Linked DNA regions of Homo sapiens: region 1 is linked to region 2. A link is a contact called in ENCODE Hi-C or POLR2A ChIA-PET data. All regions are on one chromosome and are shown on one strand. Each heading gives the region's core, a stretch centred on a gene start or an enhancer-like site at or near the end of the contact. The rest is flanking DNA. Distances are from core to core; before and after follow the strand shown.

Evidence for each region. Hi-C counts contacts between places; a loop is a spot of excess contacts on that map. ChIA-PET counts read pairs that join two places held with the same protein, here RNA polymerase II (POLR2A). Pooled maps may share reads with other maps.
Region 1: a pooled map shows a loop between it and region 2 (5-fold over the local background). The contact joins two enhancer-like sites. A Hi-C loop is called at or near these places in 5 of 50 pooled maps. POLR2A ChIA-PET finds 5 or more read pairs at or near these places in 3 of 52 experiments (T-cell, activated naive CD4-positive, alpha-beta T cell and naive thymus-derived CD8-positive, alpha-beta T cell).

Annotation. Positions count from the first base shown.
Region 1 is chr2:234,272,189-234,276,188 of GRCh38, forward strand. No RefSeq gene overlaps it. Among named protein-coding and RNA genes, the nearest start is that of LINC01891, 180 kb to the right of the region's middle. Within about 2 kb of position 2,188, at least 2 of the 41 ENCODE cell types and tissues checked have a DNase peak (open chromatin) inside an H3K27ac peak, as active enhancers do.
Region 2 is chr2:234,030,770-234,034,648 of GRCh38, forward strand. No RefSeq gene overlaps it. Among named protein-coding and RNA genes, the nearest start is that of SPP2, 18 kb to the right of the region's middle. Within about 2 kb of position 1,867, at least 2 of the 41 ENCODE cell types and tissues checked have a DNase peak (open chromatin) inside an H3K27ac peak, as active enhancers do.

The sequences.
Region 1 (4,000 bases), core at 938-3,437, 240 kb after region 2:
TAGGGCAGAGGGAAGAACCAGACATGCATTTGTCTCAGCTGGGCAGAGGGATGGCTTTGAGTTCTGTCCTATGTCCTCGCACCTGTGAAGACAAGCCATCAATTTACATTGCCATGGTGAAATTTAACAGAAACACTTTAGGGTAAGAATCTTGGGGCCCAACAGGAATTTCCTGGTGGGTAAAATGTGAGGGAGGTATGTAGCTTTTCATCTTTGTGGCCATCTTATCTAGGAACCAAAATCGGAGGCAGGTTTGCATGACCCGGTTCCCAGCTTGACTCTTCCCTTTGACTTAGTGAGTTTGGGGTCCCAAGATCTATTTTCCTTTCACAGAAGGAAGTCAATACTGAGAGAAAAGAGAATATATCACAATTCTATTTTTACTTTAAGAAACGGCAAAACTTCATCAGTGCTGTTATGCTCTATGTGGGATTGTGGTTACCCTTAACAAATAGTGACTGGTAGGAGTATGAAAATGTCTTCTGCGGGTGCTTGTTTCTTAACCTCTTTGCTGGTTACATGGTGAATTTCCATTGGTGAAAATGCATCTAGTTGCCCACTTAGGATATGGGTGCTTTTCTAAATGTATATTATACTTGTGAAAATTCTCAGAATCAAAATGGAGTCACTTGTGACAAACCCTAATAAAATGGAGTTGGGAGGCCTTGAAGAGAGGGTCTTCATGCATATTTCCCTGATAGCAAGAACGATCACAGAGAATGGACAAACCACACCTTGCAGTTAAGGTCATTCTTATGAGAGCACCTTTCCAATAACAGCCAGTCCTAACTGAAACCTTTTAAGTAGCCATATATATATATATATACATATACACACATAATACTTTAAGTTCTAAGTCAGTGTCACTTCTGTGAAGACCCTCTCCTAAAAATGGCCAGTACACACATCACTGCCTGTGATAAGCCTCTGTAGACAATGAACTTTTGCTTCAAAGCAACCTGCATATACTTCCCCTCTTTGCCTTTAAAAGTTTCCCTAGCCTCAACTTCCCCAGATGCATCTATAGTTTGCTATAGCACATGTATTCCAAATTATAATTCCTCTGCCATTTCTCAGTAAACTAATTTCTTTACAGAACCACTCTGCCTGTTGTTATTTTAGGTTGACACACTTCAATAAAAAGCTTAAACAAGGTGTGCGGAACTGCTGTGTGCCTCAACCTTGGTGGTGGTCAAAGAAATCTACCTATGTGATAAAGTTGCATGGAACTAAATACCCACACACACAACAGAGAGCACATAAAACTGGAGAAATCTGAGGAAGTGGGTACATTGAAAATAACTTTTTTCCTCCATTCTTCATGAGTTCTTAGCCGGAACTCCCTGTGATGGAAGACAGATTAACAAGAGAAAAACAAACAAGTTTGGAACCGCCTTTGCAAAATTATGACTGAGACAATGAAGGAGATCTAACCTAACTGACTCCATCTTACTTCTAACCTTTAAGCTGTCCTTGTTCCTTCCTGGGCTTAGGCTGAACTAACTTTGGTAGGAACTTGGTTTATAGTTTAAAACAAAGACAAAAACAGCCCTTTCCTAGAACAAACCTTCTTGCCTGGGGACTAGACTGCCTCTGTAGGAATAACAAATTAGCCACAAGATTAGAAATTAAGGTTTAGGAGTCATGCAGCTGGAGGCTACAAGATTCTGACCCTCCCTAAACTGCTCCTGAGATCAGGGCTTGAGATATTTTGCAGACCCAGCACTTGATGGACCAGCTGGCCCCGCCCAGATCGATGAACTGGTTTATCCGATCTTGTGGCCCCCACCCAGGAACCGACTCAGTGCAAGGGGACAGCTTCAATTTCCCATGATTTCATCTCCTACCTAACCAATCAGCACTCTTGGCTCACTGGCTTCCCCCCACCCACCAAGTTGCCCTTAAAAATTCTGATCCCCAAATGCCCTGGGAGACTGATTTGAGTAATAATAAAACTCCAGTCTCCCGCACAGCCGCCTCTGCGTGAATTACTCTTTCTCTATTGCAATTCCCCTGTCTTGATAAATCAACTCTGTCTAGGCAGCAGGCAAGGTGAACCCACTGGGTGGTTACAAGTTTAATAACACAAATACCTCCTGTATATGTAAGAGATACCCAGAGAGATGAGTAAATTAGAGTAGATCTCAAAGAGTTGTCTTCAGGCTTAAATGCCATTACTCGCTGAAACATAGGAGGATGTGGGCAAAGTTCTGGTTAAGGTGAGATGGCCAGGAAGAGCACCATAAACCCAGGGTAAGGTTTGTTATCAAATTTAAGTCTTCTCCATTGATTAGAGTCTCTAGTGATTTAGTCATCCTCCTCTTCCTGGTGCACAGAGGGAGACGCCCTTACAAATAGAGATTTCCTTTATAGACATCAATTTCCTTACAAAAGGAACTCTGCTTTCAAAGCTTTTCCTGTGCCTGCCTTTTCCCAAAATAATCAGCACAAAATAATCCTTATGCCAAAGAGGCATGTTTTGGGGAGATATGCCCTGAGCCCCATCATTGTCATTGTCAATTTCATGGTTGTTATGCTGTATTAAAATTATGCAAGATGCCAGACGTGGTGGCTCACACCTGTAATCCCAGCATTTTGAGAGGCTAAGGCAGGTGGATCACCTGAAGTCAGGAGTTCGAGACAGCTTGACCAACACGTTGAAACCCCGTCTCTACTAAAAATACAAAAAAAAATTAGCCAGACATGGTGGTGGGTGCCTGTAATCCCAGCTACTCCGGAGGCTGAGGCAGGATAATCCCTTGAGCCTGGGAGGTGGAGGTTGGAGTGAGCCGAGATTGCGACGTTGCACTCCAGCCCGGGTGACAAAGTGAGACTCTGTCTCAAAAAAAAAAAAAAAAAAAAAAAAAAAGGCAACATGTTACCATTTGGGTAACAACTGGGGTCTCTCTATTTGTTTCTTACAACTGCATGTAAACCTACAATTATCTAAAAATGAAGTTTTTTTTTAAGTGTGTGTATATGTCTAGAAAAGACCTTGAAAAGGTGTTAAGTCATGACATTGGCAGTGGATAAGTATAAGATGATGAATAGGATTAGGCAGAGAAACGAAAGGTGAGTCTTGCTCAGTGTATTTATGTATCCTTGAATCTTTTTCTATAAGAATGTATTCATATGTCATGTTGTGTATTTTAAGAAAAAAAGACAATTTCTTTACTCTCCCCACCCCCAAAAAAATTGATTTCCAACTCTCCCAGACCAACTGAGTTGTTCAGGCATAAATTAATAAAACACATTTTCACCCCAAGGTCAAACATACAGTGGCCCTTATGGGCACTGATTGGTTATATAAAGTAGTTAAGTTGGTGATAATTACACTAGCATAGAAGCTTTAGGAAGCCTCTGGACCTGCTGCAAAAATAGCCACCAAATTCTGAAGTGGCTGAAGGTCCTTTCAAATCCCAGTCGCCTCCTGCTGCATGATCAGAGTGTCCCAGCATGATCCTATCTGCCTCAGTGCCTGAGGAATGGTAAGCAAGCCATGGGAATTCTGTATGAACCCCAGAGAGAGCACCTGCCAGGGAAACTGTGTGACTGATTAGGCCAAGGAGAATCAGAGTTCATTTTTGCATGGCCCTTTGCCCAAACCTCCCAGGCAAAAGTTTAGTGCTTACAAAATGAATATTTACTTTGAAACCATATGGAGCACCAGGTGTAAGAAAGCATGTATCTATTATTTTACCTCACTCCCTCTATGGCTCAAATACGGTCTTTATTTTTCACTGAATGATGACAGCTCTTTAGAGCAGCACTAAAGTCTCCCACTCAGGTATAACTAAAAAAAATTATTTTTCTGAATTTTTACACCTATGTTATTTGGTGCACAGATTATTTTGTGTGTTGTAGCTCAGCCATTAATGGCTTTTTAATCTATCTGTAAAGTGACTCTGTGTCCTGGTTTATGTTTTCTGCCTAAAACCCTTTGTCTCATTAATTGCATATTAATTTTGCAATGTCTGTCTTTTTCTCATTATTGTTATTA
Region 2 (3,879 bases), core at 617-3,116:
AACAATCATTTATTGAATTATTTGCAATAAATGACTTAACTGCTGCCTTCAAAAAACCCACAGTCTAGTGAGAGAGAAAGACAAACTCAAGATATTAACACAGTGTGAAAGGCATGATAATAGAGGAAATCCCAGGGAGCTGCTGTAGGACCCATGGGATTAGAGCGGAGACAGAGAGCATGGGATTAAACTGTGCAAGGGAGGTGGAGTCTGAGCTGAGTCTGGTTGGGCAAAATAACTTGGCCATGGAGAAGGTGAGGTAGGGAGTTGTAGTCAAAAGCAAGAGAAAGTCCCTTGCAATGCTTGTTGAAGCTTTTCCCTCTTCTCCCTACTTAGGCTTTGCCTTGGCTCCCAATCCCTCCAAACCTATAGTGGTGTCCCTAAGGGAGAGTCTTATCACCCCTGTGGCCATGGCAAGTGGCCTAGTAGAAGGTAGTGTAACAACCCAGCAGAGAGCTCAGGCACCTGCCTCCACCACTAACCCTGCAATCTGGGCACCATATTCCTGTCTGCAAAAAGGGAGTCACATTTGGTTTCTCCTGCTGGGTTACCGTGGGGATGTGAGTGCTCAGCATAGTCCTTAGCCCATGAAAACTATCCAAGTGGTTGCATCAAAATTGGGGAATACTTTGGAAATTATTCATCTCATTTCTTTTTTGTCTCTTTGAGAACATGACATCACCTCTAGTTGGCCCAGGACCTCCATCTGCCTGAGGGTGGGAGAATGGAGCAGAGATTAGAAGTGTCTCAAAGTCACACAGGGAGGCCAACATAATTTTCAGTTTCTAACGTGCAAAATAGGATTAGGCAGCAGGAGGTTAGCTTTGAAATACAGAATATTCTCTTGAGGTGAAATTACAAGTTTTTTTATTTCCCTGTCTTGAGTATTCTCCCACCAACACCTTCGTGACAGTCTTCAGAAGAAAGATAAAGGCAATTGAGTGCATCTGATGAGAAGAAGCAAGGCAGTCATCATTATTTACATCTACGTGAGACAAATAAAAAGAGTTTAATGATTTCAGTCACTAAGGGCTAGGGGCCTCATTCAGAAGACAGTGGTTTTTGACCCCAAGACCTGCCCTTGTCACTATATTTTTCAATAGCACATGTTTGGAAAATGACTGCTTTAAAAATGTATATATCCTCCCAGGTTGAAAATAACTTCATGCTTCTTAGTAATTTTGGAGAGGTACAAAGCAATCCCAATAATTTGAAAGCATCACAGACTCTTTTAGAGAAGTTTTTGGAGTGCTTTCAATGGTTGAGCCCATAAACATGTCCACTGATTTACATTTTAAAAATGAAAGAGTGTTGTATTAAAATATTTGGATTCTGGTCACATAGTAAGGCTATTGTGCTTCCAGGGGTTAGCACAGGATCAGACTTGGTTACTGGAAGTATCAAAATTTGCAAATTATCCTTCAAATGAAAATTATTCAGTTCTTCAGGTTTTTTGCTTATGACTGGTGCATGTTTGCTGGTTGTGAAAGTGGAAACAGATACAGGATTTGCTCCCAGTCTGAGCATCTGGAGTTGAGTGGCAGGGAAGCTAATAAGGCATCTCACTGCATTCTTCCCTTTTCTTCCTGGATGGATGACATGTGTTAATGTTCATGTAAATCCTTGCCCCACTTCACTCTAAGAGCTGAAGCAACCACTTAAAAGTCTTTTGTCTGTTTGTTTTTCTTTTTTCTTTTCCTATTTCTAAGTAATAGACTCATACTGCTAGTTTTGATTGTTTAGCATTTGTGACTTCCTATGGTGAAAGAATAAAGACTTAGTCATTTCATGCCCTGTTCCCAACCCCACCTTCATCCTCCCAAGAGAGTCATATTATAGTTTTTGTTATTGTTCAGTGTTTGTATTATCATGACCAGAAGTATTTTTCACAGCAATACCGCATTTCCTTTTGTGGTTGTCATTAGTGCTCACTGACAGATATTTTGTTCTTAACTTTTAAGGTACATAGCAGGACTTGCTTTCCTGCTCCCTTTGAATTAGGTAAAGTCATGTGACTAGGTCTAGCCAATGAGCTCCAGGCCAGAGCATGTAATTACTGGTGTGAAACTTACCAGAGCTCTCTTTCTGTCTGGTATTGCTAACTACCAATATTCAAGAAATTTATGAGTGATGCTAGCATAATGGTGGATTGGAAGATCCAGACCCTCCTTTTACCCATGCACACACTGATTTAATAATAATACATGGGGCAACTTCCTTTCTGAGAAGCCCAGAAACAAATAACAAGAAGTTCCTGCATCTGAGATGGGCATGAGACCAGCTGCATAAAAGTCAGTAGGAACATTCAGGGCACTTTTCTTGGCCTTGTTCTTCCCTTCAGTACAGCACAAAACAAATGGGTAAAAAAACCCAAAACTCCTGGCTTCTTCCTTAGGAGGTAAGGAATTGAAGCGTGTGTCTAAAGGTCCAGCTTTCTGAGTGGCTGCCTGAGGGACTGGTTTCTGTTTGCCTGAATGTAAGCACTGGCAGGAAGAAGCACGAGGCTGGTAGGGACACTGAAAATAAAGGCAACAGTTTGGACTAGTATATACTCATTTACAATAGCCCCTCCTCCTGGCTCAGCAGAGAATGAGTGGGTGAAAACTCTCAAATGGTAATTTCTCCCTGGGGAAAGAAATTGTTGGAGCACGGCATTTTGCAGAGCTGCCTGAAGTACTGATTTCTGTCTCATCCAATTCAGGGTGCTGATGGGACCTAACATACTCTAGATTCCTGGTGACTACTGAAAAAAAAAAAAGCTGGAGCACATGCTGCTGCTACAGAAGACCCAGAGTACAGCAGGTAGACACCAGAGGAAGTAAGAGATTATGAGCATATGAAGATAGAAACAAGCAAATTCTTCTAATTAGAAATTTACACACACTCGCCAAGAGAAAATACATCCATAGAAAATTTGAGAGACCTCCAGATTTTCTACCTGTGCTAATTGGCGAAGGTCTTTCCCTGCATGAAGCCAGTCTGTGAATAATGGGAAAGGTGCCTGTTCCTTTGGATTTGCAGATATCAACTCCAAGCTACAGAAACATAAAGAAACTGGAAAATATAGCCTAATCAAAGAAACAGAATAAATCTACAGAAATTGGCCCTAAATAAGTGTAGGTATACAAAACACCAAACAAAGAATTCAAAATAACCATCATAATAATATTCAGTGAGCTCAAGAAAACAGTGTTTGAACAAAATTTGGATCTCAACAAATAAATAAAAAATATGAGAAACAAACAGAAATTTTGGAGCTAAAGAATGTAAGTGAACTAAAAAATTCATTAGAGAAGTTCAACAGTAGACGTCATCAAGCCGAAGAATAAGCTAACTCAAAGACAGATCATTTGAAATTACCCAGTCAGAGGAGCAAGAAGAAAAAAAGAATACAAAAGAGTAAAGAAAGTCTAAGGGACTTATGGAACACCATCAAGTAAACAAGGCTATGCATTATGTGAGTCTCAGAAGAGAAGGAAAAATGAGCACAAGGCTTATTTAAAAAAATAGTGGCCAGAACTTTTTAAAAATTGAGAAGGAAAAGGCACATCCAGATTTAAGAAGCCCAGTGGTCTCCAAATAGGATAAATTAAAAGAAGTCCATACAGAGTAATATAATAATCAAATGATCAAAAGTCAGAGACAAAGAGGGAGTTCTGAAGGCCTCAAGAGAATGCATAAAAGAAAACTCCATAAGATATCAGGGGATTGGGATGTACATTCAAAGTGCTGAAAGTAAAAATTTGCCAACTAAAAATACTATATCTGGCTTAATGGTTCTTCAAAAATGAAGGAAAGATAAAACTTTTCCAGATAAACAAAGCCAAGGGAGGCCATCACAACTAGACCAGCCTTACAAGAAATGATAAAGGAGGTCCT